6 separate regions of the Homo sapiens genome follow, and all the other regions are linked to region 3. The links are chromatin loops, found by intact Hi-C in ENCODE. Cell type or tissue: endothelial cell of umbilical vein. All regions are shown on one strand. Each heading gives the region's core, and the rest is flanking DNA. Links, peaks and the distances in the headings are about the cores only. Region 1 holds the start of LOC124903134 (a long non-coding RNA gene). Region 2 has its middle 100 kb from the start of LINC00621. Region 3 overlaps SGCG (sarcoglycan gamma). Region 4 has its middle 32 kb from the start of FGF9. Region 5 has its middle 120 kb from the start of LINC00621. Region 6 overlaps SACS (sacsin molecular chaperone).

Region 1 (5,387 bases), core at 1,388-5,387, 160 kb before region 3:
GCAGATCACGAGGTCAGGAGATCGAGATCATCCCGGCTAACACGGTGAAACCCCGTCTCTACTAAAAATACAAAAAATTAGCTGGGGGCGGTGGCGGGCGCCTGTAGTCCCAGCTACTCGTGAGGCTGAGGCTGGAGAATGGCGTGAACCCGGGAGGCGGAGCTTGCAGTGAGCCGAAATAGCGCCACTGCACTCCAGCCTGGGCGAAAGAGCGAGAATGCCGTCTAAAAAAAAAAAAAAAAAAACCCATGTAAAAGTGGGAAAATGACATGAATAGACATTTCTCAAAAGAAAAATGTACAAATGGCCAAAAACACGAAAAAATGCTCAACATCACTAATCATCAGGGAATTGCAAATTACAACCACAATGAAATACCACCTTACCACAGCCAGCGTAGGTATTATTAAAACTCAAAAAGCAACAGATGTTGGTGTGGATGTAGTGAAAAGGGAACGCTTATACACTGCTGGTGGGAATGTAAATTATTGTAACCTCTTTGGAAAACAGTATGGTGATTTCTCAAAGAACTAAAAGTAGATCTACCATTCAATCCAGCAATCCCATTACTAGGTATCTACTCCAAAGGAAAAGAAGTCACCATATCAAAGAGACACTTGCACGCATATGCTTATTGCAGCACAATTCACAATTGCAAAGATATGGAACTAACATAAGTACCCATCAACTGATGAGTGGATAAAGAAAATGTGGTACATATATGCCATGGAATACTACTCATCCACAAAAAAGAATAAAATGTCTTTTGCAGCAACTTGGATGGAGCTGGAGGCCATTATTTTAAGTGAAATCACTCAGGAATGAAAAAGCAAATACCGTATATTCTCACTCATAAGTGGGAGCTAAGCTATGGGTGCACAAAGGCATGCAGAGTGGTAGAATGGACATTGGAGACTCAGAAGCCAGAAAATGGGCAAGGGATAAAAAACTACATATTGTGTACAATGTATACGGCTCGGTGATGGGTGCACTAAAACCTCTGACTTCACCACTCTACAATTCATCCACATAACTATTGAAATTTAAAAATTACATCATCAGAGGCTGCGGCAGGAGAATGGCGTGAACCCAGGAGGCAGAGCTTGCAGTGAGCCAAGATCGCGCCACTGCACTCCAGCCTGGGCGACAGAGTGAGACTCCGTCTCAAAAAAAAAAAAAAAAAAAAACAATTACATCATCAGAATTTTAAAAAATAAAGTTCATTACAGCTAAAAATAAATTTCAAAATAAAATAAAAATAGTTCGATCAGGTAGAGTTGTTTCATCGGGGAGAGGATCTACAGAGAGATCTGCATGTCACCATTCCAGTGCTTTTCTTTGATTTTTTTTTTTTCCCCTGAGATGGAGTCTCCCTCCATTGCGCAGGCTGAAGTGCAGTTGCACCATCTCGCCTCACTGCAACTTCCACCTCCCGGGTTCAAGCGATTCTCCTGCCTCAGCCTCCTTGCTTTTCTTATTTATATGTACTTTCATATATCCTTTTAAAATTTATCTTTCTGTTTTACAATATAAACAATATATTGGCATTCACAGAAAATATACAATAAATTCATAAACGCATATAACTTATAAATAAACATACATGTATTGAGTTGCTCAAAATTCTTATTACTGGTAAGATGTTCGGTCCAGTCTGGAGATGGTATCCCTTGCCCACACCCCTGGTTGTTTTCATACACCACTTCGGATATATTTAGCTTTTTATCACGGGACTCATAAGTTCTCTAGATCCCCACTGCGATCGTCATCACCAGCACAAACTGTTGCTAATAATTTATTTCTAAGCCAACAAAGGAGAAGTTCTGGCTCTGAGATCAGATTAGTTTTGGCAATTAAAACACATTAATAACTTTTGAATTCTTTGGCAGAAATATTAAACTGCAGCCTTTACTGATTAGTACGGACATTTTTAGAGTAATAATTCACAATATCTGTCATTTGCTGCCTGTGAAATATGTAGGAAATTATTAATATACCCTTAATAATATATCTCTATATCCATCTTGTTTATCCTTTGCTCCTTGAGGGGGATATTTTTAGAAAATGATTATCACTGTCTATCAACTATAAGAGAGAGAAGTAATTAGAGAAGTATTGCACTGGACACTTCTGGAAAATTGGCTTTTCTCGTTTCAATTTCTACCTTTGCAAAAGTTTGCTTTTAAAAAGTGTAATCTAGAAGTTGTAAACATTTCTGCCTTGCAGTTATCCATTCTGTTACATTAAAAACATTTTAAAACGGTCCAACATCTTTATGTTTCTACTTGGTCCCAAATATGGTACCAGATTTTTACTGTAAAAAATCATAAAATACACCAGCATGATCCTTTCGGGAATATATTTGAAAGTTTACCTCCTTAGCACACTCACCAAACATCTTCAGATACCCATACCATTCACACAAAGCTGGTAAAACCAAGATGCTCCCCCGTGATGCATGTGTACGGAGAATGTCAACGAATAAATAAGTGAGTTAAATACACAAGCACTAATTAGAAAACTGTATTGAGAGGTGAGCCCAGCTGGACTTCCTGGGTGAAGTGGGGACTTGAGGAACTTTCCTCTCTTACAAGAGGATTGTAAAACACACCAATCAGCCCTCTGTAAAACACACCAAGCAGCGCTCTGTAAAACACACCAATTGGCGCTCTGTAAAACGCATCAATCAGTAGGATTCTAAAAGTAGCCAATCATGGGGAGGATTGAAAAAAGGGCACTCTGGTAGGACAGAAAAGCAACATGGGGGCGGGGCAGGGGAGGGAGAGACAATAAGGGAATAAAAGTTGCCCCCCATGCTGGCTGGAGTCTCCTTTCACAGTGTGAAACGTTTGTTGTTTTGGTCTTCACAATAAACCTTGGTACCGCCAACTCTTTGGTCCGTGCCATCTAAAAGCGCTGTGACACTCACCGCGAAGGTCCCGGCTTTATTCCTGAGACCACGAACCCACCGGCAGGAACCAACTCCAGACTACTATGTGCTACAGAGAACTTCTTCAGGCCTTGAAAATAGAACATAGTAAAAAGCGGCTTCTTTGTCCATGGATCAGCAGTCACTATTTCCCAGCTCGCCTCCAAGAGCTAACTAAAGTGCAGCATAAACTGCATGCAGCATTGTTTTCACCACAGCAAACCCTTCGGGGTGCCTCCTAGCGGCGGATGGAGAACTAGCATTGCGCGAGAGTGAGTAAACTGTGATAAACCCAAGGGGTTTGCGGGGGACAGGCTGGGTGGCAAGACTTTTAAAGGCTCGCAAATGGAACCACTCCCTCCAGAGGGACTATCTAAATCTCCTCAGGTGCTGACCCTTTCTGACAGTAAAGGACGAGGGCCAGAAGTGTAAAGATTGTGGTCCCGCGCTCCAAGCCCAAGATGCGTTCAGCAGGAGTAGTTGGGTTGGAAAGAAGGCACCCAGCGTCTGCAGCGAAGGACTCGCGTGGGAGCGAGAAATGTCCCTGCCCAGTGCCCCGCGCGCTGGATCGCGGGGGCGAGTCTGAGGGTGGAGAGGCCGCCGGGTGGAGGCGCGCAGGGGTGCGTGGGTGGGTGCGGAAGGAGTGCAGGGTATGGAGGGGAATCTTGGGGCGGCGCGAAGGAGGAGCGCTTGGAAAGGCGCGGTGTTTGGTCACAGAGGGGCTCGGAGTGGGAGTGCAGGGGTGCGGGGAGGGAGTGCAGGGACGCGGGGAGGGAGTGGAGGGGTGGGGACGTGCTGGAGGGGCGCGCCTCGATAGAACTGGAGAAACTGGAAAAGTGGAGGGGCGGGGCAGTGGCTGGAGGAACCTCTGAAGCGACGCGGGGAATATGTGAAGGAGTGCTATGTTGGAACTTGGAGGGGAGGGGGGATGCTGGAGAGGCACACGGTGATGGACATGGAAGGACCCGGGAGGTGTGGAGTGGTGGGCCCGGCCCGTCGCGGGAAGGACACAGAGGGACATAGGCTGCCCTGGAGAGGCGCTTTCGGACATCTGGAGGGGCGCATAGTGCTGGGACTTGGCGGCGCCTGGGGCGGAGGGGCGCGCCGGATCCAGCCGGGCGCGCTCGGGGGCCGGGCGCAGTGGGAGTTGACGGGCGTCCAGCCGGCGGCGCCCTGGGCTCGGCTAGGCGCAGGACGGCCCTGGCAGCGGTGCAGCAGCCCAGGCTAGTTCCTGGGGGGTCCCTGGTCCCCGCCTCCCCGCGCGCCCCGGCCAGCACCGCCCGGAGTCCGGGCGGGGAAGTGGGCGCCCGCGGCTTGGGAAGCTGCTCCCCCGCCCTGGAGCAGAGTCGTCGCTGCGGTCGCTGAGGAAGGACGGAGCAGAGGCCCGCGCTGTCTGGGGAGAAGACTGTGGTGTCATCCCGTCGGGAATGAAGGGAAATGCAGCGGCTGTTTGCGCCCCGGGACTCCAAGAAGTACAGCAGGTAAAGAGAATAGCCACGGCCCGCCACTTCGCCTTCAGTTCCCCCAATTCCTGGGTCCCTTCCTTCTCCTCCAACCTCCTAAACTAACCCCTCTGTTGTTAGACGTCCCTATGCCGGTTCCAGCCTTCCTCCTAGGACTCCATCACCACCCGTGCCCTCTTTCTCCTCGCCTTCTCTGCCCCAGACAGCACTTTCCTTCCCCTGCCCCCTTGTGGGGGCTCAGGGACAAGAGTAAAATGTAATTTAGACAGTTGGCTTTTCTTTGCCCAAAGACTTCACTAACTGATCCTCATTCTGCAATGAGACTTAATAACTTCCTGTGTGCGTGTGTGTGGTGTGAGAGAATCAGAGTGAATTGGTTCTCTGCAAATGATTTTGCCAAAAACTTTGCCCTGGGTTGCTTGCTGGGGAGTCTGTAACACTGAGTAAGCGGAGTGTCTGCACCAAGTGCAAAGTTGCGTAGGGGTTACTTGGGGGTTTTAGAGGGGAACTGAAGCGCAGCAGCGGGGCTCTGTCGTCTTCAATGGGATTACATAATAACTTGATGATCCTCACCACCCTTATACTCATTACCTCCATTAAGTACCACTAATTAATATTTACATATTTGCATGCTGTCACTTGGTTACATCAGCGTTAGCAAGTTGCTTGTTCTTACATCATTACCGAGTATTCTGATGTTTCTGAATGTTAGCACGGCACCAGCCAGTTGATCTGTGAAACATCTACTCATCCAGTGATAATATTGTACAGGCGGATTTTGTAATGCTGGCGCTCCATGTATATCCGTACTATTCATGTACTAATACTCCTGGCTGTTCCTTAACACAGGTAAATTGGTGCTAATAAAGCAATGGAATCGTATTTACATTTTTCAATGTAATATGGGTCTTCCCATGCTTTTCTTCCTTTGATATGAACAGACTGTAAAGAAGCTGTAAAGAAGAGATTGCACAATTCTATTCCAAAAGTACACA
Region 2 (5,483 bases), core at 896-4,895, 300 kb before region 3:
CATGGCAGAGGAACATAAATTGTGAGGATTTCATGGACATATATTAGTTCCCCAAATTAATACTTTTATAATTTCTTATGCCTGTCTTTACTGCAATCTCTGAACATAAATTGTGAGGATTTCATGGACACTCATCACTTCCCCAGTCAATACCTTTGTGATTTCCTATGCCTGTCTTTACTTTAATCTCTTAATCCTGTCATCTTTGTAAGCTGAGGAGGATGTCTGTCGAAACAAGACCCTGTGATGGTTGCGTCAACTGCACAAATTGTTTGTAGAGCACATGTGTTTGAGCAATATGAAATCTAGGCACCTTGAAAAAAGAACAGGATAACAGCAATGTTCAGGGAACAAGAGAGATAACCTTAAACTCTGACTGTTACACTATTACACACAGTATAATTACACACATTGTATCACACACTGTGTAATTCCACACACTGTGAATTGCACACAGTATCACACACACGGTGTAATTGTACACACTCCATTACAAACTGTGATTACACAAAATCACACAGTATAATTGCACATGCCATATCACACTGTGTAATTGCACACGCTGCATCACACACGGTGTGATTACACACTGTATCACACACTCTAATTGCACACACACCATATCACACAGTGTAATTACACCCTGTATCACACACACTGTAACTGCACACACTGTATCACACAGTGTGATTGCACACACACTGTATCACAATTGCACACACTGTATAACACACATGGTGTAATTGCACACACTTATCACACACAGTGTGAGCTGTGGGGATTGTTTGGCTGCTCCTTTCTGATGGCTCTTTCCAGACTCTCAGTAGTTTCCACCCACCCATGCTCATTCAGTGCTAAACCAAAGACCAGAGGAGATCCCTCTACAAATCTCCAGACCTCTTTCCCTTTCCAGCATTTTGTCCTGCAAATTCTGGCCACTGTGGCTCCCCTTGTTCTGAACTCAGTTTCCCCAAGTCAGTGAGCTCACTGGGCTCTCTTTGGATCCCTCCTGTGCTGCAGACCAGAAACTCTCCAGGAAGCACACGGCACTTCTAAGCCTTGCCGCGTTTATTTGCCATCTCTTAGCAATGTTGGCCAACATCTGAAATCTACTGTTTTATGCATTTTGCCCAGTTTTCCACTTGTTCAAGGTAGAAGTTGAAATCTGGTCTCTGTTATTTCATTGTAGCTGGTGAGTTTTTTTTCCCAAATTGGCGAGATGTAGGTGTACACAAGTACAGTCCATATGTATTTAGATAATGGGCAAAATTAAGCTATTAGAGTGACAAGTGCTTTTATACACTATTTAGGGTATGTGTATTGGTATGGTTCCTGAAACAGCATATATCCTGGAGAGACATATAAAGAGTTACATTTCTATCCAGCCAGTAAGGATGATTCCCGTTGTTTATAATACAGTGGGGAAGGACAACTTCATGTCCAAACAGAACTTGTGTTTAACATTTTTTGATATTTGTTTATAAATTTTGATATTAAAATTAAATAATCCATTGAAAATAATGTGTTAAAACTATGTAATGAGAAGGACTTATGTTTATAATAAATTATTAAATGAAAACATAAACTTCCAAGATACCCTCTCTTTTCCTCTATCTTTCTGCATTTGGGAAATGCGGTCTTAGTGACTTAGGTGAACTGCAGCATTAATTTACAAATTTGAAAAAAAGATTTAATAATTCATGAAGGTTATCTGAAAGGGTAATATATAATAAACAACAGATACGCCTCTGAAAGAGCATATGTTGCCACTGGACACACCTCTAAAGAATACATTTTATTGCATTAATCACATTTATGGTGCCTTTATTATTTCATTATATAAATATATAATCTCATCAAGGTTCATTTTATATTTAAGAACAATCCAATTTTTATTAATAAATTGAATACCAATAGGAAAATAATAGCATGGGAAAATCTAATCAATGGATAATTGAGGCCTAAAGCAAAATTAGATTATTTTGCAAGATTTAATCCCAAAGGAAATTAGATTCTGTATCTTGCTTTTATAATTCTCATTTTAAGAAATTAAAAATTTTGTATTAAAATATTAGAAGATAAATCCTGTGATCATTTTGGGTATCTTATTATACCCATTAAAAATTTTACTTAAAAATGTATAACCCCTCATATGCTAATTTGTAATGTTTACGCTTGTAAGTATTTGAGTCTATTAACGAATTTTATATGGCTCTATTAATCATTACAAAAGATATACTCACCAAGCCCTAAAAGTAAGTCCCAAAGATTAAAAAAATCTAGAGAACTATAAAAGATATTGGTTTTTGGTTCCAAAGAAAGTCAAGCAATAGAATTACAATTCATTCAAAAAACTATTTTCATTTTTTCTCTGTAGTTCCAAGGCTTTGTGACAATTCTAAGAGGTATCAGACACTATCCTATTTCAAGTATTCAGTAGATAAGGGAGTTGGTTTAGAATCAAGCAGACTTTGTTTTGAACTTAAATTCATTTTTTGCCTTATTGACTTTTGACTTTTCAGTTTATTTTCCTGGATTTCCATTTTCTCATCTATAAAATGGTGATTCTGGCATATCTCATTGTCTAGTACATAATAAGGGCTCAGTAAAGCTACTAACTTACTGAAAGGAAAATATATTTCTAATGTCAGTGCCATGGTGACAACAGCATCATAGTAAATAAAAAGAACTAAAAGCTCAGGTGGTTGTAGAGCTTGTGTAAATGTGAGGTCCATGTTCATCATCACTGCCATCTAGTGGCAGTGTGACAAACCGCACTGTATACTCTCTTCCTCTTATAAAGCCACCAGTCCCACTCCTGTGACAACCCACTAATCCATTAACCCATTAACCCATAAATCCATGAATGGATTAATCCCCTTCTGAGGGCTCTGCCCTCACGACCCAATCACCTTTCAAACGCCCTACCTTTCACTTCTGCCACGTGGGGGAATAAATTTCCAGATGAGTTTTGGAGGCAACAGATAAACCATAGCAGTTTGGTGATAGAGAATTTTAATATCATAGAATTTTATGATAAAATAAGACAATTAATGATAGTATGCTTAACAAAGGTAAAAATTACTCTCCAAATGTGATCATCATAGCAAGCCGAGGTTTTGCTGACAAAGTAAGTTTCATCTCCTGAGTAATTTCATAAATCAATGGAAATTATCTTTTTTTCTGTATCTAGTAGACATACTGACTATTCCTTTGAAGCCAAATAGTGCTAGGACTTTTTCCTGTGAAGTGGTATGAGAAGTAAATCCTTTCTGTGTAACACTGGCTATGAAAATTATACTATAGTTTTTAGTTTATCCAATGAAAGAAATTCTCTTTAAGAGATCATTTTTACAAATTTTAATAGCATATTGGTAGTACATTCCTTTAAACAGGTCAAAATTTAGTTCTTTATTAAGCTGATAATAATAGTTGTATAGCAATCTTTCCCATAGTTTATTAATTTATGATCTCGCTGAACATATTTGTTTTAAACACATTATGTTTTGGGGATGTGTTTAGACATACAAAAGGGATTCTTTTTACTTTGTTGATTTTCCCTATTCTAATTTTTTCATAGTCTTCCATTAAGGGCTCCTCTTTGAATGATTATTTTAAAATTTACCTTCCTCTTACATTGTTTTCCAAATCAATCTTTTTCCCTTTCTAAAATAGTACTTTTGGGGCCACGCGCGGTGCCTCACGCCGCAATCCCAGCACTTTGGAAGCTCGAGGCGGGTGGATCACGAGGTCAGGAGATCGAGACCATCCTGGCTAACACAGTGAAACCCCGTCTCTACTAAAAATACAAAAAAATTAGCCCGGTATGGTGGCGGGTGCCTGTGGTCCCACCTACTCGGGAGGCTGAGGCAGGAGAATGGCGTGAACCCGGGAGGCGGAGCTTGCAGTGAGCCGAGATAGCGCCATTGCACTCCAGGCTGGACGACAGAGCGAGACTCCGTCTCAAAAAAAATAAATAAATAAAATAAAATAGTACTTTTATTTAGTTAAAACAAATGTCATAATAGGAAGGTTATCAACACAGAATAGTAGTATACAACAGGTTTTGATTTTGTTTGCATGAATCCTCGTCAATATTGCCTCTAAAACTTCAAAAACTAACCAGTTAATAAACATTAGCCGTCTTCACCTTAGCAATTTCACATGAATCCGTGGAAAACATATGCTCCTGACATATTCATATATCCTAAAACGCTTTTGTGCTGTATGTCTATTGACAATTCGTACGGTATTGCATTTTGATTATGCAAAATGACATACAGAGTAATTTATTCCTACGCTGGAAATAGAAAAGTTACCTAAGCCACAAGCCCCAGGGTACTGTTAGCAGTGTCTGTTCACAATAATCACAATGAATTTCATGCCTGTGGCCTATTTTCACATTGCAGTATTCTGGGCCCAGAGCTCAGACAAGCTGTTCTGCTCTGAGGCACGCATAACAACTAGCAACAAGCATTTGGGGCTTCCTATTGAACATCTGTTGCAAGAGCAGAGAGATATAATTACAACGCAGTGCCCCATTTCTTTCCTCCTAATCCACCAAGAATCATTTTTAATAGTTTTTTTCTATTATTTATATGGTTTAAGTAAATTATTCAAGGAGATGTTGATTGTAAAATGGTTCTTTTGTTCCCAGCCTGTTTTCCTTGGGTTCGTTGTCAGGTGACCTGAGGTCCAATGCCTTCATTCCATCTCATCAGTGTCCGCCTTTCCTCTCTCTCTCTTTTATTATTTCGTTACTCTTCCACAGACCTTCTTTTCCTACCTATAAAAGTGACCTCATATATTATTACTATTCTCAGTATCTTCTAAAACATGAGATTTTTTTTTCATACTTAGCACATTTACACAGGGTTTCCTTTATATAGATTGTGCAAAGCCATTGATTGGTTTTCTCTTTCCACTTCCTTCTTTTTTAAAAAAATTAATCTGGGGGAAGGAATATAAGCTTCCTCCCAGGGCAGTGTATGCAGGAGATGCTGCTACTCACTATCTTCACTTTAACAGCCTCACTAATATTCACACCAATATGAACGCACACACACACACATACATGCATAAACAGGCACACACACATCTACACACACACCACACACATGCACACACCACACACGCACACACCACACACATAAACACGCACACCACACACATGCACACATGCACACCACACACACGCACCACATGCACACACACACCACACATGCACACACCACAAACATGCACACACATACGCACACACGCACAATCTGTCTTTAGTCCTCACTCATCTAAAATTGTTTTCAAAAATGTCACTCAGTGTGTCTTTATGTAAAGCGAAAAATATATATTTTGTACTTATTCATGTAATCTATCTTTTTTTCTGAAATGCTCTCTTTCCTCTGCTTCTAAAATGTCACGTCCTCTTAAGTTTTCTCGTAGCCATTCTGGACACCTTTTCTCTCTTAACGGTGATATTCCTCAGG
Region 3 (4,000 bases), core at 1-4,000:
CAGACCCACCCTTAATTGGGTGGGCACCATCTAATCAGTGGCCAGCAAATATAATGCAGGCAGAAAAATGTGAAAAGGCTCCCAGCCTACATCTTTTTGTCATGCTGGATGCTTCCTGCCCTCGAACATTGGACTCCAAGTTCTTCAGTTTTGAGACTCGGACTGGCTCTCTTTGCTCCTTAAGCTTTCAGACAGCCTATTGTGGGACCTTGTGATCATGTAAGTTAATACTTAATAAACTCCCCTTCCTACTAGTTATGTCCTACTATAACTACTAGTTATGTCCTACTAGTTATATCCTACTAGTTATGTCCCTCTAGGGAACCCTGACTAATACACCAATCAACTGTGAGATCTCTCAAAGTCAACTTCCAAGTCTTTTGTATACATCTTTAATTGAACTAATGAGAAGAGAGTGAATCAAATTCTGAAAGCAAAGTTAGTGCCTTATGTCCAGTGTCTTATGTCCTAAGAAGAAAACTGCCATGATGGGACCTAAATATTTAATATAGAAATATACATATTTATATATAATATATATTTAATATTACACACACACATAAGCATTTGGATATATTTCTGTGACACTGTTCAAAACTCTTTTACTTTTCATTGAAGTCATAATATTTATGTATTTACCTATTCAGAAAAGAGGGTAAACTAAAATATAACAAAGACAGAAAACAAGTTATTTTGTATCTGAGTACTGTTCAATGTGTTAATGGAAATGTATACTTCAGAGCAATCTTATCTCAGCCTTTTGGTAAAATGTGTCTCAATCTGGGTTGAACTGAAATTTCTCATCTCCAAGTCTAGAAATAATGCAAAGGGTAAGAAGTTTGCTCTTCTTAGCAGCGTCCCATTATAACATGGTTAAAAACTAGTAAATGATCAGGTTGAAGTCATTTTGTTGTCGTTTAATGACTGATCTTGGAAACACCCACTTTCACAAGGATCTTCAAGGTCACAGATAGTTTGCCTGAAATTGACCAGGCTTCAAAGGTGCTTCTGTGTTCTTCCTTCCTTCCACTCCTCCACGCAAGAAAAATGTAGACAATTATCCAAGGTCAAAATAGCAAACTGGGGCCAGGCGTGGTGGCTCACGCCTGTAATCCCAGCACTTTGGGAGGCCAAGGCGGGTGGATCCCGAGGTCAGGAGTTCGAGACCAGCCTGGCCAAGATGGTGAAATCCCGTCTCTACTAAAAATACAAAAATTAGCTGGACACGGTGGCGGGTGCCTGTAAACCTAGGTACTTGGGAGGCTGAGGCAGGAGAATCGCCTGAAGCCAGGAGGTTGTGGTTGCAGTGAGCCAAGACCACACCACTGTATTCTCTAGCCTGGGTGACAGAGCAAGACTCCGTCTCAAAAAAAAAAAAAAGACAAAAAGCAAACTGGGCAGGCAGCCAGACCATGCACATGGAGCTGTACCAAAGTGTTCCCCAGCCTAACTTGACCAATAAATTCCATAAATGTCTCTAAGCGTTTTCTCATACTCAAGGTAAGACTTCAAAATGTGGGGCAGGTCAAACTTCACATGCTCAGAAAATGAAACTTTGTCTTCTATAACAAATAGTCATAGATTAAAAAAAACTTGCCAATTCAAGGGAGCAATTTCATCAGATGTAAAAAGTCTGTTAAATAAATGTTCAGTCAATTTAAGTGCAGATTCATTATCAGGGTACTTCTCTCTTAAGCCACTTCCCTTTCTCTCTGCTCCCTGCCCCTCTCCTCCCATGAAACCCTAGCCTACAATGGGTAGGATTTCCGAATTAGGTATCTTTTTCTGTTTGTTCTGCTTCCTACTGCCCTTTAAGCGTTTCCTTGAAATCAGCATTTCAAACTTTGGGGCTGAGCAGCTGAAAAGTGTTTCAAATGATCACATTGTGCCATCTGGTGGAAATACAGCCTTTTCCAGGCAGAGGCAAGTAAGAGAATTCCTCTGGCTCTTATATTTTTGGTTCTCTTTCTATATTTGGCTTAACCACAAGGAAAGTCTGATAAATTTTACAAAACCAAAAGCCAGCTGAGGCCAACCTCCCTCCTTTCGGTTCTATCAGTTTAGTATTTTTTCCAAAAGAAATCTTTCCATTTGCCCTGTAATGTTTTTAAATAATAATAAAGAAAAGACCAAACTTATATTCTGTCTTATGAACATGTGGAAAATGCATGTGTTGTCCTTAAATCTATCTTTTTTTCTTAAATAAATTGGTGTTTTAACTAAAAAACAAGCCTGCCACAGCTGGTTGAGAGGCCAAGCCAGGAGGACCTCTTGAGCCGGGAGTTCGATTTTGCAGTGTGCCACGATCACAACTGTGAAGAGCCACTGCACTCTAGCCTGGGCAACATAACGAAAATAATTTTGTATAGTAATTCATAAATGGCATTTTCTTCTGAAATAGTATGCCAGAGTACTTAACTATGCCATCGGAAACTGCTGCATGGGATTAGGACTGCCTAATGTTTTTATCGGCTTTTAGAGGATACTAATCTCATAGGCTTTCATTGATACAAAGTTTATATCTTACTTCACATTATTTCTAGATTTATCAATGAATAATGCACAATATGTTACCATTTGAGAATGACTTGAAGACTTACATATCTTACTAGTTATATTTCCCATGCTAAGTTGAGGGATTGCTGGAGTGGCTATTTTTAATACTTTTTTTTTTTTTTTTTGTGCTTCTTTTCCTCATCTCAGATTAGAATCCCCCACTCGGAGTCTAAGCATGGATGCCCCAAGGGGTGTGCATATTCAAGCTCACGCTGGGAAAATTGAGGCGCTTTCTCAAATGGATATTCTTTTTCATAGTAGTGATGGAATGGTGAGTTCATTCACAGATCAGCCTCCTACTGTATGTCCTGATGATATTCCTGAGTACCATGTCTGTAAAGCTATCAGTATTAAATTTCTAGTAGTTTGTAGGAAAACATTGTGAAGGTCATAGAGTAGCAAATGTACAAGGAAAGCAAAAGACAATTTAGCATTGAAAGAAGGGCCAAGAAAGTCTAAAATTATTCTGTATTAGATCCAGACAGCTTTCTTTAACTGGCATTTATGCTATCAAGTGATTTAGTGACTTGTTATTTTCAAGTCGGAAAAAAAAAACACTACAGACGTTCACAGTTTACAGAGAATGTCCATTTTGCCATTTCCTAGGGATGGCTGTCACTAGGAGTCACCCACTAACAACCACTGTCACCTTTCACTGCCCAGAGTGCTGCGTTTAAGCTGCATTTCCAGTTTAAATGAAAATGAAAGATGAAAAATAAGAGTGTTTTTTTCAAAGTCAACTACAATAAAGATAAAATCTGGGACTTCAAGTCTAGAAATACAGTTGTCCCCCTTTATTGACAGGGGATTTGTTCCAAGACCCCTACTGGAAGCCTAAAACCACAGAGAGTACAGAACCCTGTATACACTATCTGTTTTCCTGTGCATACACACCTCTGCTAAAGTTTAACTTATAAATAAGGCTCAGTGAGAGATTAAGAACAATAACTCACAATAAAATGAAGTGATTATGACAATATGCTAGCATCAATGCTCTTGTGCTTTGGAGCCATTATTAATTAAAATTAACGGTGACTTGAACACAAGTACCACAATAACTTAACAGTGGATCTCACCGTGGAGATGGCTCCTCAGTGACTCACGGGCTGGGAGCGTAGACAGCTGGAGATGCTGGACACAGGGATGATTCATGTCCTGGGCTGGACGGCTCAAGATTCCATCACGCTAGTCAGAAAGGGGTGCCATTTAAAATGTATAAATTATTTCTGGAATTTTCCATTTAATATTATCCAGACCAAAGTTGACAGCAGATAACTAAAATCAAAACTAAAACCAAAGAAAGTGAAACAGCAGGCAGCAGGGGAGGAGCTGCTAAAACCTCACTGACACAAGCCAAAGTCACAATGAGGCTTACAGCACACAGTGCTCAATACTGATATTGGAACCCTGTTTGTTAGAAAAAAAAAAAGGAAAAAGCTCAATT
Region 4 (5,483 bases), core at 723-4,722, 1.7 Mb before region 3:
CAACCTGATGGCCTGGTAACAATATTTTGGGGGCCAGTCTGTACCTCACACTTCTGTGTCAATTTATTCACCAGAGGCATCGCTTCTCTGGGCTGTGTTGTAAGAAGGTTTTTCAATTGACCATTGCCCCATCATAAGCACCCTAGCAGACGCTGTCTTATTATAGCTTATGGTAGCTACCTTTCTGTAGTCCTGTTCTAGCTCTCCTGTGACAGCAACAGCAGCTCTGGGGTTTGATGACATCCACGGTTAGGCAGCAATATCCGCCATGCCCCATGGGAAAGTCTCAACTCTCATTGTGGAAGTAGCATAGAGATCGCTGAAGTGTGGACTCATCATTTCCAGTGGTTTCTTAATTGTGGGATAGAGAGAAGACCAACAGCTTTGATAGCAGAGGAGCAGGGAGAAGAGAGGGAAACTAATATTTATAGGGCACCTGCTCAGGGCCAGCGACATGCTAGGGTCAATTATTGAATCTAGATATAATCTCCATTTTATGGATTGAAGAATTCCATTTTATGGATTGAAGAATTCCATTTCTGAGAGGTCAGGTAACTTGTCCGAGGTTACCCAATTTACTTGGGCAGACCTGAGATTCAAGTCCATGTGGCCAGCTTTGGGCCTGATTGTGCTAGGACCCTCACAGTTCTGCTGAGCCTGCCCGGCTGCATTTCCCAAGCTCCAGGTCAGGTGGCTTCTGCATTGGCTGGGTTAATAGGAGACACTGGTTGGAGCTTGGCAGGAAGGGAGAAGCCAGTGAATCTCTCCCTTTCATTCTCTCTCTTCCATGGCTTTGCTAGGCCCATCGGGGTCCTGCTGCACCAGGTGACTGTGAAGGCCACTCACCCCTCTCGCGCTTTCTTCAGGTTGGTGGCAGTTTCCTGGTGTTGCTAATCCCTGAATTGCTTTGCTCAGCTCTTCCATCCCCTCTGTAGCCAAGCTGTTTATTAAATTCTCCAAGAGGCTTCTGGTTCCCTAGCTGGACCCTGACCTCTATTCCAAGTTTACTTAACTCTAAAGGTGGTATTTTAAAAGAAATCATCTGGCTTAAGTCCAAGGGCTGCCATTTATTACTTCAATTCTTTTTCTTTAAAATTGAGCTACATTTTTTGCTTTCTTTTCCCCCCAGGATTGTCTGAGGTGCAAATGAGATAATGTAGGGGAAATCTTCGCAGTAAAGTGACGTGTTATTGTATGTTTCTTTCCATGAAACTAATAACATATACACAAAGCCCTGGACTTTGGCCAAGACTTTCTGTCTATAGTCTTCTGCCAGGTGGGGTGGGGGTGGAGTTGAAGATGACTGCCACCTGAGTCTCCCCCATAGGGATTTCAGTTGTCTTGGACGTGGTGTGGCCGACCCACATTTTCAGAAGTCTCCAGGTGTTCCTTATTTGCAGTCGGAGTGTGAATCAAGCACTGCTTTACCTCAGTGGTTTTCAAAGTGTGCTCTGCAGACCAACAGCATCACCTGGAAACTTGGTAGAGATGCATATTCTGGGCTTCACGCCAGAGCCACTGACTCACAGCCTCTGGGGTGGAGCCCAGCACCCTGCATTTAACAAACCCTCCAAGGGAGCCTGATCCCACTGAAGTGTGGGTGCGGCAGAGTGAGGTGGATGTGTCATACTTCAGCCTCGGAAGTTCGGCCGCCACGGCCTTTCCGTCCTCTCTCCCCTGCAGTCCCCGGTTTGCAAAGCGGAGCTTCCGGGCACCTCAGCCACAGTTCCTCTTTGCATTGCCGCTCCCTTGTGCGCGTTACTACCTATGTGGCTGTCTTGGCTGCTGCTTTCAGCAAACCAAATTTGGATGTGGAAATGGGATTTATTTGTGCAACACCTAGTTATTAAGCACCCACTGTATACTAGAAACCATGAAAGGCCCTGACGGTGTGAAGTCAAAGGAGGTAAGGGTCTCTGCCTTTCCAGTGCTTGTCATCTGAGGAGAGACAGAAAAAGCTCAGCAATTTTGGAAAACCATAATAAATGCTATGAAACACTGCTTGCTCTAGCTTGTTCTCGAAACATAAGAACAGCACAATTATTGCTCTTAGGACAATGACTGCAAGATTTATTGATAACAGGTTTTCTTTTTCAAATAATGAAGATAAAATTAACGTACAATACAGAGAAAGACCAGTTCATCAGACATGTAGTAACAAGGGTCAGTATGTCCCCAGAGGGGCAGAACCTGAAGTGAGACCCTTAAGAGTCACAGCCCTAGCCAGGCTGGCCCCAGGCATTGAGGGAAGTTCCAGCAAAGGAGGCACTATGTATATGGGCCCTTGGCGAGGTCATGGGGTTATGGTAACTCACAGGTGCGTCAGCTGAGTTAACCCAAGAACTAGAATTTGGGAGGCAAGGCCTCTGATTGCAGAGCAAATGAAACTACGAATCCCTTGCTTAGTAGCACAACTATTCACTTGAGCAATAATTAGGAAGGCGAGTTCCTTTAAAAATGAACATATGATTTGGGACATGGTCTGAATTGGAGAAAGCTAGCAATTTTGAAGTGGTAGTGTTGGTTCTCTCCACAAGAGGGCGCCTCTATTCTTTGTTTTTATTTTCTATCTGGAAGCAACAATTTATGTTTATTACTGGCACAGAATAAACAGAAGAGTGACTTATGTTTTGCTGTTTGCAGAGCTGACTTCATGTAAAATTTGGACAGTTTTATTACATTCCAAACAGTTACAGTTTTTTTCCGTCAGGACTTTGGGATATGTGGTTAGCACTGTTTCTTTTTAACAGTATCCTTATAATACATGAGCTCTATGCTATTTAGATTATCTGTAAAAATATCTCGTTCATTAGTGCCCATGAAAAAGATGTCAGTAAAATAGCCCCCTCCAAAATATGCTTCTGCATATTTGAAAGAATATTTACATAACACAGAAAGCAACTGGTTGCTTCACTTAAAATAGTGAGACAATTGAATGATACATTTGCTTATTGCAGCACTATGGAGACATTACCACTAACAAGTTCAGACAAGTATCATGACAGTTTCTCAGATCCCATCCAGAAATAAGAAAAGGGCTGCCTGTCCCAGAGATAGGCCTGGGGATGAGGTGGACACCAGTGAGGATGAAGACATCTGAAAATCAAAAAGTGGTGGCTTTTGAACTTAGTGTGAATTGCAACATAAATAATCAACTAAGCAGATAAGAGAGCATAAAAGCAGAACTGAAATTTTAATGGCATTGAACAAAAGTGTGTGAAAGTCACAGGCCCTGCGGCCCAGGGCCCCGTTATGCCTGGTGGTATGATACAGTGGCAAAGGGAGATGCAATTTTTTGAGATTCTTGCAATTTTATGCTTTTCTGGGAAATAATTCTCTTTCTCTCACCCAGCCTTTCCCCCTGTACCCCCACCCCCACAATCTTTTTGCTGCTGAACTAATATGACTTTGGGAGGGGATATCTGGGTTAGCATTTAAGTTCTCTACAAAGGTTAGAAATATAATATTAAAACTTTTGAGACTAATGATTTTGCTTCACCTTGCTGTGAGAGTTTCTTTCCTTGTGAGAGGAAGAAGACGTGGAAAAAACAAAACAAAACAACTTTCTGGGCTATGCTATTATGTTAAGCATTTCCCCTAAAAGTCTCATATGTAGATTAAAACGCTCAGCCTTTAAATTAATGTGACCAGGCATTCACATGGCTGATTATGTCGACAAGCTTGGCTGTGCGAAGATTTGGGGGTCTGGAGTTTATTTCTGTGGATGTAATCAACAGAGATCATGAATGAGAGGAATGGCTGTGGAGCTCTCAGAGTTTCTACTGTGCTCCATGTTTTGTCATTATCCCAGGGTAATTGGAGTTGAGAGGGGAGGACCTCTAATGAGCTGCTTCTCTCCCCTAATGGATGGGAGAGTGGAAATTAGCGCAGCTCCTGCTGTTCTACATGAGTGAACCGTGGCTGCTGGAGCCTCCAGTGAGTCCCTCCAGGAAGTTTTAGGCAACTGCCTAATGGTAGCCTCACTAATGGCAACAATTACAGAATAGCCTTTTCAATAAGACCCGTGTGCATCAGTTAGAGACTAATCTCATTGAGCAACAACAGGCCTGCAACAATGTGCATTCAGTGACTAGCACTTCTGCGTTGTTGGCTAGAAGTGTTTTTCACGTCTCCTGGAGGTTGAGGAGCTCCTGAGAAAGCCAAACACGTTTCATGCGACACGAACCTGTTCCCATTGGCAAAAACAAAGTTGGAATAGCGAGTGAAAAAAGAACCATGCTTTCTCTCAAAACCCATCTTCTGCAGAGCTAGCCTCTTGCTGATTTCAGGCATTCCATTCAACAAGTATGGAGCAGTAAGTCACAGACAGATCCATTTGCCAACCCCCAACCTCTGATTTCACGTTTACAAACTGCAGCACTTCGGAAGGGAAAATGGAGGGGCAAAAGACAGAAGGGCGTTCACCTGACGCTAGTCCATAAGGAAGGCTGGATTCACTCCAGCGGCAAGAGCTGTTCAGTGCTATTTAGGATAACTGAACCAGGCTACTATCACAGGTTTTAATAACACAAGTGTGACAAAAACGAGTGCTGCCTGTCCTTGCCCAGGAGAGCCCTGTATCTTCAGGCCACAGGACGGCTCCCGGTGGCTCATATGGTTGGCTTTGCCTCATCTGTGAGAATAACCAGCCTTGCCCGATCATGGCAGCATTGACTGGACCCCAGAAGGAAATGAACTTGTCTGACCAGAGTGAGGCATCCCACATGCAAAATGTAAGTACCTCATGTGCTCCCTCTCGGGGTCATGCCAGTACAGGTCTAGCTCCCGAGAGGGAGGGAGGGACGGAGAGCCTATCAAATTTTGCAGCAGAAGCACCTTGCTCGCTTCATCCCAGTCTTAGCCCTGAGAAGAACCACTGAATTTTCAGTCATGGGAATCCTTTCTCTAAATGATGTGATTAATTTATTTTTACTAAATTTAATACATTGCTAAATTTGACATAATATGGACATATATAGAGACTATATCTTCTGTGTAGAAAGATATAGGTATTGAATGAGTTGCAAAATATGTGTGTGTGTGTGTGTGTGTGTGTATATATATATATTTATTTTTTATTTTATTTTTATTTTTTTTGAGGCAAGGTCTCTCTCTGTCACCCAGGCTGGAGTACAGTGGCACAATCTCGGCTCACTGGAACTTCCACCTCCTGGGTTCAAGGTATTCTCCTGCCTCAGCCTCCCGAGTAGCTGGAACTACAGGTGTGCACCACTATGTTTGGCCAATTTTTGTATTTTATTGGTGGAGACGGGGTTTTACCATGTTGTCCAGGCTGCTCTCGAACTCCTGACCTCAAATAATCTGCCTGCCTTGGCTTCCCAAAGTGCTGGGATTATAGGCATGAGCCACCGCTCCTGGCCAAGTTGCAAAATATTTTTAATATAAGAAAACAAAACTTAAGACAGCAACTAAGTGGTCTCAAAGATAAGCTAGGTCTTTCCCACCATAATAATTTTCCTTGA
Region 5 (5,483 bases), core at 834-4,833, 520 kb before region 3:
CGCACCTCCAGAAGAAGCACAGCCCTGGGGACTGCTGGATCTTACACTTCTGGCTTCCAGAACAGTGAGTCAATACATTTCTGTTGTTTTAGCGGCTCAGTTTGCGGTCCTTTGTTGTGCCGACTCCAGGAAACTGGACAATCCCCATGCCGTGCAAAGCAAACGTTATATTCTAACCTTCAGTAATACACCCTCTCCCAAGTCCTGACATTTTTCTTTTTCTTTGATCTTTGCTCCCTGATTCTCAGAGGTTCCTGGATGGGCAGGTCATTCCGTGTGTACTCACCAATCCAGGCCCACACCCCAGTGCCCCGAGACTCAAATTACACCAGCAACTCTCAGCCACTTCAAAGAACCTAGTCTGTCCATATATGGCTCTTAAGTTTTTAGGTTTCAGCCCTGCCTGAAATAAGTGAAGTAATATCATTGTCCTCAATTTCCTCATATGGTGCTTAGATTGCAAGATCATTTCCAGCTCAAAGTTTCTAAAAGAGTTGAATTGAAAATATTTCTCAGAAGGATGAGGAGGAGTGGCCCAATCCCTTCCCTCACCTCATCCCTTCTTATCACGAAACTTCCTGGGCTTTTATCTGGGCAAGGGTAGGAGCCTTCGTGTGACATTAACAGGTAAATCCTTGGATTTTTGGCCATATCTTTAAGCCTTTCCTATAGACCTCTTAAATACGAAATTCCCACAACTGGAATATATACCGCATTGATACTATCTTCCCCTTTATCCTAAAACTGTCATCTTTAAGCTTCAAACAGTACTGTGATTTGATGTTAACCATGATGATTTGTACAACCGTATTTACAAGGCCACAACTCAAGTCATTTTTAGATTTCATCCTTCTAGACTGTAGCCAAATTCCCATCCATAAAGCCTATCTGATTCTTATTTCAGTGTACTCCTCTTTCTCTACCATCAGTATTGGATTATTCGTCAATTGCATTTGTATTCTCACCTTTTCTAACTATACTGCTCTAACTTACAATTTCAAATTCAATTTTTTTTCATAAAGCCACTAACCACCTAATTAAACAAACAAACATCCCATTATAGCCTTAGAATCTGCAGCTCACCCTGGTAAGCCCTGCACCAGACTAATGGTGTTATCAGCATGTCTTAAATACTGTTATCTAAATGTTATTGAAACTGTATCACATGTCAACTTGGGAAAAAATGTTGTGCATATTTTTGAGATAAGACCACTAAGCTGGTCCAAGGAATATATGTGTGAGTAACATTTCTCACTGTTTTTTTTTTAATTTAATGTCATTACTATAGCAGCGAAATGCACAATACATAAAAATATTAATATTCTGCCACGAAGTAAAACTATATTGTCATTTTCATACCTATTAGTAATTCAAGAGAAAAAGGTCTGTTCTTCTCAATCTTAGCTTTGATAAAAATTATAAATATATTTTTAAAACAATATATATTGTTTAATTAAAATAAATAAACAATATATTGCACTCTTTCATCCACCAAGCACAAAGCAGGTTCTGATAAAAAACAAAATATTATTAATTAGTTATCCAAAAGCATAGTTAATAGTGTAGAACCCTGTTTTTAATTCAGCATTTTTATATGTAAGAGTTTCATAGTTAATAGGAATTGGCCATTTTATAAATGGTTGGTGACAGCATCATACTGAATGGGATGCGATTCTTATGGTATATGACAATAGTCTATTCCTTCAAAGGGAGAGGTGACAGGGAGGTTAATTAACCTTTCATCAGTTAAGAGTCCTTTATCGATGAGGATGTAAAGAGAAATTCATCTCAAAACAATAGTTTGTGGGTACGGGTTGTTTTACCCATTTTCTAGATAAAAGGAGCTGAATTTCATATCCAAAATCTAGTTGCAGCCACCTACAGCCAAGTTAACCACATCGTCCCATTTCTGCTGATCAGAAAGGAAGCCTCTAGCAAACCATCTATATTAATGCAAAGAACAACTTTCTATCCAAATAATCTGAATTTAAATTTAGCAGATTTTTAAATTAATAAGCTTTTGACTTTATTGTTACTGAGATTCTACCTTATTGCAAACTGGGTTTCTTTCCAATTCTAAGGAGACAGTTATTCTTCTTTTTTTTTTTTTTTTTTTTTTTTGGGACAGAGTCTCGCTCTGTTGCCCCAGGCTGGAGTGCAGTGGTACAATCTCCACTTACTGCAACCTTTGCCTCATGGATTCAAGCGATTCTCCTGCCTCAGCTTCCTGAGTAACTGGGATTACAGGCGCAGGCCACCACACCTGGCTAATTTTTTATATTTTTGGTAGAGACGGGGTTTCACCATGTTGGCCAGGCTGGTCTTGAACTCCTGATCTCAAGTGATCCACCTGTCTCGGCCTCCCAAAGTGCTGGGATTACAGGTGTGAGCCACCATGCCCAGCCTCAGAATGGTTTCTTTTAGCTGCTTTTAGTAAAGTGCAAGAGAGAAACTCTGCCTTGCCCCTCTCACATATGCGCGTGCACACACACACACACACACAGAGGCAGGCAGGCCCACATTAGCACCCATGAGTAGGGAACTGTAGACTTTTCGTTGTCTTCTTTATAAATCAATGGGATGTAATGAATATTTTTTCTGATGGCTAAGGCCTTATAGCTATATTAATGGGATTATGGCGCCATCATGTGGTAATATGACATTTTTAAAAATTATTTTTTACTGGCTGGGTGCAGTGGCTCAAGCCTGAAATCACAGCACTTTGGGAGGCCGAGGCGAGCGGATCATGAGGTCAGGAGTTCAAGACTAGCCTGGCCAACATGGTGAAACCCCGTCTCTACTAAAGATAAAAAAAAATAGCTGGGCATGGTGGCGCGCACCTGTAATCCCAGCTACTTGGGAGGCTGAAGCAGGAGAATCACTTGAACCGGGGAGGCCGAGGTTGCAGTGAGCCGAGATCGTGCCATTGCACTCCAGCCTGGGCAACAGGCTGAGACTCCGTCTCAAAAATATATATATTTTTAAATTATGAAATACTTAAAATGTACTAAAAAGTACAGAAATAATAACAAATACTTGTGTACCCAAGTTTACGATATTACTTTATATATTTTTCTAAATTAAAGAAATAATCTTCACAAATACACAGATACTATCCCATCTCTCCATTCTCAGAAGTAACTACTGACTTCTGAGTATTAGTTTTGTTTCTTATGTAAATATGTATAATTCATAATCACTATGAACCATTATTTTATCAGTTGAAATGTCTACAACACATATGGCATCATTCTATTGAGATACACATTGGCAGATATATGTGTGTGTATGTATATATATTCTCTTGCAATTTGTGGTATTCACTTAATGGTAGGTTTTGAAGTTTTATCTATTTATATTTGTAGTTCTAGTTCTTTTTTAACAACAGTATAGTAGTAATACATCTCTTTGAACAGGACAGTGAAGTTGATTCCATTTGCTCAATATGATAAATTGCACTGCAAAGAACATTCTTTTACATGTCACAGTGTATAGGTTTCCTCTGGAGTTAAAACTTTGGCATGAAATTGCTTTCCAAACCTGATGCTCCTGTCTGTGTTTGTAATGCCTTTGCAGGCATTAAAACACCTCAGCTACAAGGTTGAATCAATGAGGTGAAAACAGAAAGCTTTCTCTTGTGTTCTTGACGTTAAAGCGTTGTTTCTATTTCATCATGGTGTGTAACGTTTGCTATTGTTTATTATGCGTACCATTTAGCAGGTTAAGAAAATTCCCTTCCCTTCCAAATATTCTAACAGTTTTATCTTGAATAAATACTATTTTAAAATGCACTTTTATATCTATTGGAATGGAATCAAACGTGATTCCTTTTTGACAATTTTTATGTGCTTGAAGTAAAGGGATATTTTACATGCACTCAGTTAAAAAACAAAAACAATAACAAAAACAAAAAACATTTAAACAGGATTTCCCCCCTCCCCAGACGATAAATGGAGTTTTTGCTCTATATCTTTGCTAGGCTCAACATATTTTGAAATATGCTTTGTACTGGGTGTGAGACGAGCCACTTTCATTATGCCTGCCACAGTTGAGCAAGTATAAATATGTAGGTTTCTGTTCTCGTAGCCCTTTATTTGTATATATAAAATATTACAAACACTATACATCTGGGATAATTATCTTGGCTAGTCAATTAACAAGAAAGCCAGATCTATATTCTCCTGACACAACTGGTTTATTATTGCCTTTACTTCTACAACTTCCCCTTTGTTAACTCTAAGCTCTTTAAGGATAAGGAGCTTGGTTACTTCATATTCTCACACAGCTTACTGCCAGGCATGTAGTAGATCTCTACAAATGTTTGTGGAAAGAATCAATGACCAGCATCAGGGAGAATCTTGCTTTTATTAGTATTTGAGTTATTATTTTTGAGACAAACACATTATAGCCCCTATTTTGTTGGGCATAAATTGATTCAACAATAATGAACAGAGAGAAGTTTAATACACAGAAAGTGCAATGGAGTTGCAGTGTGAGAGGTTTACATTTTTGTTTGAACTTCAAGAAGGAGATATTTAAGGATTAAAACCTGGAATTGGAAAATGAAAAGGAAAAATGCTATTAAAAATTAGCAAAATTTTATAAAGAATTTTATAAAGAAACAAAATTAACATCTCAATGTAAAATATATCACCATTGAAATTTAAAACTCGGTAAACAGTGGGCATCTTAATTAGACACTGTTGAAGATCGAAACAAGGAGCTGAACAACATGTAGAAGAAACTAACCGTAATGCACAGCATAGATAGAGATGGAAAACATGGAGGAGAGGTTAAGACACATGAAGTACAAAATAAGGTCCAGGATATGGTTTACAGAACCTTTAATATAAAAGAACTGAGAAACAGGAGTACAGCAATATTTCAAGATATAATGACTAAGAGTTTTCCAAATTAAATGGAATAAATGAATCCTCAGCTTCAAAAACAAAACAAATACCAAGAGAAATAAATGTTCAAACATCTCCCATTTCAGACGAATTTTAGAACTGTAAAATCCCTCCCCTCAAAAATTAAACTCCAAATTACCTATAAAAATGGCTACTAAAAACGATAAGCTAGAAAATACCAGAATAACATCTTCCAAGTTCTAAAAGGAACTGCTATAAATCCAGAGATTTGTATTCAGTTAAACTCTCATTGAAGAACAACAGAGAAATAAATAGTTTTCAGACAAACTGCAAAAAATGTCATGAGGACATGTCATGAAATGAACTTCTGAAGGATGTATTCCAGAAAGAACAAAATCACACCGAGAAAAATTACACAAATTTCAAAACTGAAAGTAAGCAAGATTCTGGGAAACAGGAAGGTCAATCTCGACAAACACAATTTTCATCAAAAGAGAAGAATGTCCAAGAAAAGGTGACTAAAAAAGTAAGTGCAATGGGAAAAAGATCTGAACAGACACCTCCCCAAAGAAGATAGACTGATGGCAAACAGGCATAAACCCATGAAAAGAT
Region 6 (5,483 bases), core at 566-4,565, 110 kb after region 3:
TGTAGAATCTAAACAATTACATTTCTGAGGTTATTAGGCCTATATATGAACATGTGACTATCCAGCTCAGTTAATTATCATGAAGATATGGGTGAAGGAGCTTTGGGATGTGCTTTATTATATCACTGAATGGAACCTGTTGTTTCATTGTATCCATCGGGGGCCTGGGCGTGAGCCTGGTGCTTGGTGTACACCTCAAGTCGAGTGTCTACCTGGGGCCTGATGTCCATCTGGACACTGGTGTCCACTTGGGGCCTGACGTCCACCTCGAGCTGGATGGTCCTCTGGGGTCAGGGTGTCCACCTGGGGCCTCCTGTTCACCTTGGCCCTGGTATTTACCTGGGGACTAGACATCCACTTGGGGCCTATGTGTCCACCTGGGACCTGACATACAGATGCCCGATGTCCATCTGGGGCCTGGTTTCCACCCGGGACCTGAATGTACCTGGGACCTTGTGTCCACCTGGGGCCTGGTATTAACCTGGGCATCCACCAGGGGCCTGGTGTCCACCTGGGGCCTATGTGCCAAACTGGGACCTGATGTTTATGCAGGGACTGGAGTCCACTTGACTAGGGCCTGGCATCAACCTGGTGTCTGATGTCCAGTGTCCACCTAGAGTCCAGTGTCGTTTGGGGCCTGATGTCGTGCTGGGGCCTTGGTGTCCACTAAGGCCTTATGTCCATGGTGGTGGGGAAGAGGTGGGAATCCTTGTCCCCATGGGCCCTGCCCTCTTCCTGGGGAGAGCGGGCAGGGAGTTTCTGTGCCCCCACCCCTCAACATCCAGGAATTCACCCTTCTGCACATGTGGTGGGGAAGGCGCCATTTTTGCCCACTTGGTGCCCAGTTAAGTTGCCCCGACTGCTCTGCTCAGGGTGTGAAGATCTCAGGTGGGTGCTGGACTTGGGGCCCCGAAGCTCCACCCCGCCTGACTCCCTGCGGGAGTGGGCTCGTGCCTATGAGCTAGAGCATGGCCGCCGGGGGTCTGTGTGACAAGGCAGAGAATATTAGTATATACAAAATTTTTATACAATTGGAATGATACTGGTAGTAAAATTAAAATGCAATACAATAAGATTACCTTGCAGGGGCATGGTATTTTAGATTTGTTAAAGTGATTTCATAGGGATGATCTTATTTCAGTCTCATAACAGCCTAGTGATTTGGTAGGGAATTGTGAATTTCATTATACAGAGAAGGAAACTGGTGTCCAGAAGAGTCCAGCAACAGCCCATACTTCGTTTAAATCCCGGTGGCTCCCAGCTCTTACTTATTCCCCACGACTGAGTGCCTGACACAAGTATAGGACTTCAGTGAGCCCAGAAAATCTGAGACAGGTCTCAGTTAATTTATAAAGTTTATTTTGTCAAGGTTGAGGACGCACCCCTTACACAGCCTCAGGAAGTCCTGATGACATTTGCCCAAGGTGGTCAGGGCACAGCTTGGTTTTATACATTCAGGGAGACATGAGACATCAGTTAGTATATGTAAGAAGTACAGGCCAGGTGCAGTGGCCCACGCCTGTAATCCCAGCACTTTGGGAAGCCAAGGCGGGCAGATCACCTGAGGTCAGGAGTTCAAGACCAGCCTGGCCAACATGGTGAAACCCCGTCTCTACGAAAATACAAAATTTAGCCCGGCATGATGGTGGGTGCCTGTAATCCCAGCTACTCGGGAGGCTGAGATGGAAGAATTGCTTGAACTCGGGAGGTGGAGGTTGCAGTGAGCTGAGATGATGCCATTGCACTCCAGCCTGGGTGACAGAGTGAGACTCCGTCTCAAAAAAAAAAAAAAAAAAGAAGTACATTGGTTTGGTCTGGAAAGGGGGGACAACTTGAAGCAAAAGCAAGAAGACTGGAAGTGAGTCAGACAGGTGATACACAAGTGGTTGCATTCTTCTGAGTTTCTGATTAGCCTTTCCAACGGAGGCAAATCAGATATGCATCTATCTCAGAGAGCAGAGGAGTGACTTTGAATAGAATGGGAGGCAGGTTTGCCCTAAGCAGTTCCTGGGTTGAGTTTTCCTTAGTGATTTTGGGGGCCTAAGATATTTTCCTTTCACCCCCTCAAACCTCATTTCCTTCTTCCTCCTTCTCTTTCTTTTCAGAAGAGGAACGCTGCTTCTACCCTACCATTTGGGGAGTAGCACCACCTGATGGAAGAGAACATTCTTCGGTCTTCTCCTCACCATGGCTTGAGAATCGCATAATCTCGCTGTGCCCAACTTTCCTCATCCCTAAACAGGGCCAGCTTGCCTTATCCATGAACTGTATCACCGCAACACCAAACTGAGCTGTGTTCTAACAGCATTTAGTCAACTGCAGACGGTTTTTGCAAATATTAGATGCTACTACTTTTGCTGATCTAATATTTTTTAACACATGAAGTGACATGAAATGTGTTCATGATACTCTCTGCCCACTGATTCATGACCTCCTCTCATGCTTCAGGGGTCAAAACAATCAGTGCTGTCCAGCAGCTGTTAGGGACAGGGGCTCCCCTCCTCCCCAGCTTGGAACCTCAAGCCACTGCCCACAGCTAGCAAGCAGATGTGCCACGCAGTGACCTCTTGGCCTTCCCAGCAAAAATATCCTATTTTGGCATATGGGCTTGACCCACAGTAGGAAAACTTGGCACTACTGTACATATGATCTCATTTAAGGAGTAGGAAGATAAACATGCCAGCTGCACTTACTCACTGATGGGAAAAGTTCTTTGAGTTACACAGTTTCAAACAGGAACAGCCAGGAGACTGGGGACTTAAATCATAACTATTGTATAAATAATGGGAGCTGTTCCCTGAGCTAAACGCCGCCCTTTGGCAGAGGTAGAGCCTTTTGGCAGAGGGAGGCAGGAGAAGAGTGTGGGAAGTGAAGAAGTTCCTGAGGTGACAAAGTGAATTGCACCGGAGAGAAGGGGGGATAAAGCTGCTTCCCAGAAACTAGGACAGCAACACCTGGCTGGTCCCCGAGGACGAGGACGGGACAAGAAAGGCCTCTCCTGCAGGAATGAGGTTAAAATACAATCAGGAACCACACGAATACTCTATCTCCTCTGATATGCTGTCTTGTCTGTTTGTTTAAGAGTGTCTTTGGGACTAGTAAAGCCCCTCTTCCCTGAAGGATTCCTTCGCTTTTCATAGTTTTCAGTGCTGCCGTGTTCACAGACACGCCTCTGCAGCTGCACCTGGCAGAACAGCTTGAGTTTCCCTAGAAACGCTCTTTGAGAAAGGAATAGAGGCAGAATTGCCCTTGGTGATCTCCTAAGAAATGGGGTCCATGTTCATCTGAAGATGGGAATGAAAAATTCATCCTTTTGGTTCAACCAAATTCATACATGGCCAAATCCTCTGGAATATGGTGAAAGCTGACCCTTGAAAGCCGCTATCATTACAAAAACAAGGAGCCAAATGCAGACAGACTTCAGGCCCACAGAACGCCTCCATGGGAATTATCAGCGAAGTAATCATCTCACTCTCCTAACTTCAGGAGAAAATATGAGTCAGCAAAGACTAAATTGGTTTAAAAATAGAATATTTGCAAAATGGAAAAGTCGGATGAATTCACGCTATAAATCAATAGACCTTTAAAGGTAAGGCACAGCAAGCATTTTGGATGACATTAATGAAAGACCTGTGTTGGCATAGTGTGCTGCAGGAAAGGTCGGGGGTCACCACAGCCAGTACCAGACCTTAAATATAATCCTGAAATTAAATATGTACGTAAAATAGTTTCTAGAGCACAAAAGGTGAAGGTAAAGGAGAGTGCTACTGATCTTTTGTGTGTGTGTAATAAAGATTTCGATGTAAAATGTACAACAGAAAAAATACTGTATTTCAATAATAAGAAAAATATATAAATTATTCCCCCAGTGCTCCAAATCCCTTCTGTGTCATACAAATCTTTCTCATCTACTTTGCTGAAAGTTGCTCAAGAATATCTTATTCACCTTTGACTCTCCTACTTAGGTTTATGGATACAGAAAGTATTCAATAAAGAGTGAATAATTTAGTCTCTTTAGCCAATTTACAGATAATAAAACTACACATATTTTGTATGTAGTTTATCTGGCCTCAGATTCTAGCTTGTCAACTGGCAGAGCTAATTGTGGAGGCAGGAGACTAGAAGGCTGGCACCGAAATAGAATCTCCCAGAGTCTTAGGTTTGCCTTCAAAAGCTCAATTATTCTCAAAGATAAAATTTTACATAAAAATAATATCACATATGAGTGAATTGTATGGTATGTGAATATCTCAAAGCTGCTAAATGAAATTTTAAAAATAGATTATATGACTAAAATATATTTGATGTTTAAGTGTCATTTCAGAATACATAATATCTTAATTGATATTATCTAATAATATTGACTTTTTGAAGGAAAAATAATATTCAATTATTTCTTTAAAAACTAATTCTTTGGGGAGGATTGACCATGTACAACCATGGCAGAGGCTCACTAAACTGTGATTCAGTCGTTGAGGTAGGGATTTTTTTTTTTTTTTTTTTTTTTTTTTTTTTTTTTGAGACGGAGTCTCGCTCTGTCACCCGGGCTGGAGTGCAGTGGTGCGATATCGGCTCACTGCAAGCTCCGCCTCCCGGGTTCACGCCATTCTCCTGCCTCAGCCTCCTGAGTAACTGGGACTACAGGCGCCCGCCACCATGCCCGGCTAATTTTTTTGTATTTTTAGTAGAGACGGGGTTTCACCGTGTTAGCCAGGATGGTCTCGATCTCCTGACCTCGTGATCTGCCCACCTGGCCCTCCCAAAGTGCTGGGATTACAGGCGTGAGCCACCGTGCCAGGCCCGAGGTAGGGATTTTTAACCTATCATGAATCCCATTTAAGAAGGAGGAAGCTGAGGCTGCAAGAGGTTAAGTGTCAGAACTAGTATGATGTGGAGCCAGGTTCCAAAACCCAGTATATCTTCCTCCAAATACATTAAAATCTTGGGTACTTTTTATTACTATTCTTAGCAGGGACTCTCAGGAATATGACAGTAAAATGAACATAGATCTGTTCTTTGTAATCAGGATTGTCTCTGGATGGTCACTTAGCATAAACATTTAATATAATATTGGCTGGGCTCACGCCTGTAATCCCAGCACTTTGGGAGGCTGAAGTGGGCAGATCACTGGAGATCAGGAGTTCAGGACCAGCCTGGGCAACATGGTGAAACTCCGTCTCTACTAAAAATACAAAAATTAGCCGGACGTGGTAGCAGTCACTTGTAATCCCAGCCACTCGAGAGGCTGAGGCAGGAGAATCACTGGAACCCGGGAAGTGGAGGTTGCAGTGAGCCGAGATTGCACCACTGGCCTCCAGCCTGGGTGACAGAGTTAGACAACATCTCAAAAAAAAAAAATTAATAAATAAAACTAAAGGAATATTTGGTGTAATTGACAAAAAACTCATAAAGATTGGTTGTAATTTATGTTTGAAGCTTAAAGACCTAACAAACTAATATCCTTAAGCTCTAAGTAACTATCA

What was found. Hi-C counts contacts between places; a loop is a spot of excess contacts. Peaks named below come from ENCODE experiments on the same cell type or tissue, not always from the same donor. Only the 100,000 strongest peaks of a DNase experiment are listed, where the experiment ranks them.
Region 1: it touches region 3 in a loop (9-fold over the local background); 8 of 110 quality-filtered maps call a loop at or near these places.
Region 2: it touches region 3 in a loop (19-fold over the local background); 9 of 110 quality-filtered maps call a loop at or near these places.
Region 4: it touches region 3 in a loop (19-fold over the local background); 3 of 110 quality-filtered maps call a loop at or near these places.
Region 5: a loop joins it to region 3, with 8 times the contacts of the local background. A loop is called at or near these places in 17 of 110 quality-filtered maps.
Region 6: a loop joins it to region 3, with 4 times the contacts of the local background. A loop is called at or near these places in 7 of 110 quality-filtered maps.

Annotation. Positions count from the first base shown.
Region 1 is chr13:23,156,237-23,161,623 of GRCh38, forward strand. LOC124903134 (a long non-coding RNA gene) reads right to left here and starts at 3,440. Exons shown (of 2, transcript XR_007063719.1): 1 at 2,930-3,440. It also overlaps a transcript of SGCG not described here. In endothelial cell of umbilical vein, for the core only: a CTCF peak has its summit at 3,192 (motif pointing left); no DNase peak of the experiment used is centred there.
Region 2 is chr13:23,017,688-23,023,170 of GRCh38, forward strand. No RefSeq gene overlaps it. Among named protein-coding and RNA genes, the nearest start is that of LINC00621, 100 kb to the left of the region's middle. In endothelial cell of umbilical vein, for the core only: a CTCF peak has its summit at 2,762 (motif pointing left); a DNase peak (open chromatin) is centred at 2,734.
Region 3 is chr13:23,317,934-23,321,933 of GRCh38, forward strand. SGCG (sarcoglycan gamma) reads left to right here. Exons shown (of 8, transcript NM_000231.3): 7 at 2,704-2,827. LOC107984585 (a long non-coding RNA gene) reads right to left here. Exons shown (of 2, transcript XR_001749787.2): 1 at 3,633-4,000. Among named protein-coding and RNA genes, the nearest start is that of SACS-AS1, 99 kb to the right of the region's middle. RefSeq lists enhancers at 3,517-3,706, 3,717-3,806. In endothelial cell of umbilical vein, for the core only: a CTCF peak has its summit at 1,889 (motif pointing left); DNase peaks (open chromatin) are centred at 1,838 and 3,668; H3K27ac peaks cover 2,917 bases.
Region 4 is chr13:21,635,893-21,641,375 of GRCh38, forward strand. No RefSeq gene overlaps it. Among named protein-coding and RNA genes, the nearest start is that of FGF9, 32 kb to the right of the region's middle. RefSeq lists an enhancer at 3,098-3,217. In endothelial cell of umbilical vein, for the core only: a CTCF peak has its summit at 2,502 (motif pointing right); no DNase peak of the experiment used is centred there.
Region 5 is chr13:22,793,642-22,799,124 of GRCh38, forward strand. No RefSeq gene overlaps it. Among named protein-coding and RNA genes, the nearest start is that of LINC00621, 120 kb to the right of the region's middle. In endothelial cell of umbilical vein, for the core only: a CTCF peak has its summit at 2,660 (motif pointing left); no DNase peak of the experiment used is centred there.
Region 6 is chr13:23,424,862-23,430,344 of GRCh38, forward strand. All of the region lies in intron 1 of SACS (sacsin molecular chaperone), which reads right to left. It overlaps SACS-AS1 (SACS antisense RNA 1), which reads left to right. Exons shown (of 2, transcript NR_103450.1): 2 at 2,106-4,008. Among named protein-coding and RNA genes, the nearest start is that of SACS, 6.1 kb to the right of the region's middle. In endothelial cell of umbilical vein, for the core only: no CTCF peak of the experiment used is centred there; DNase peaks (open chromatin) are centred at 2,650 and 3,410; H3K27ac peaks cover 2,584 bases.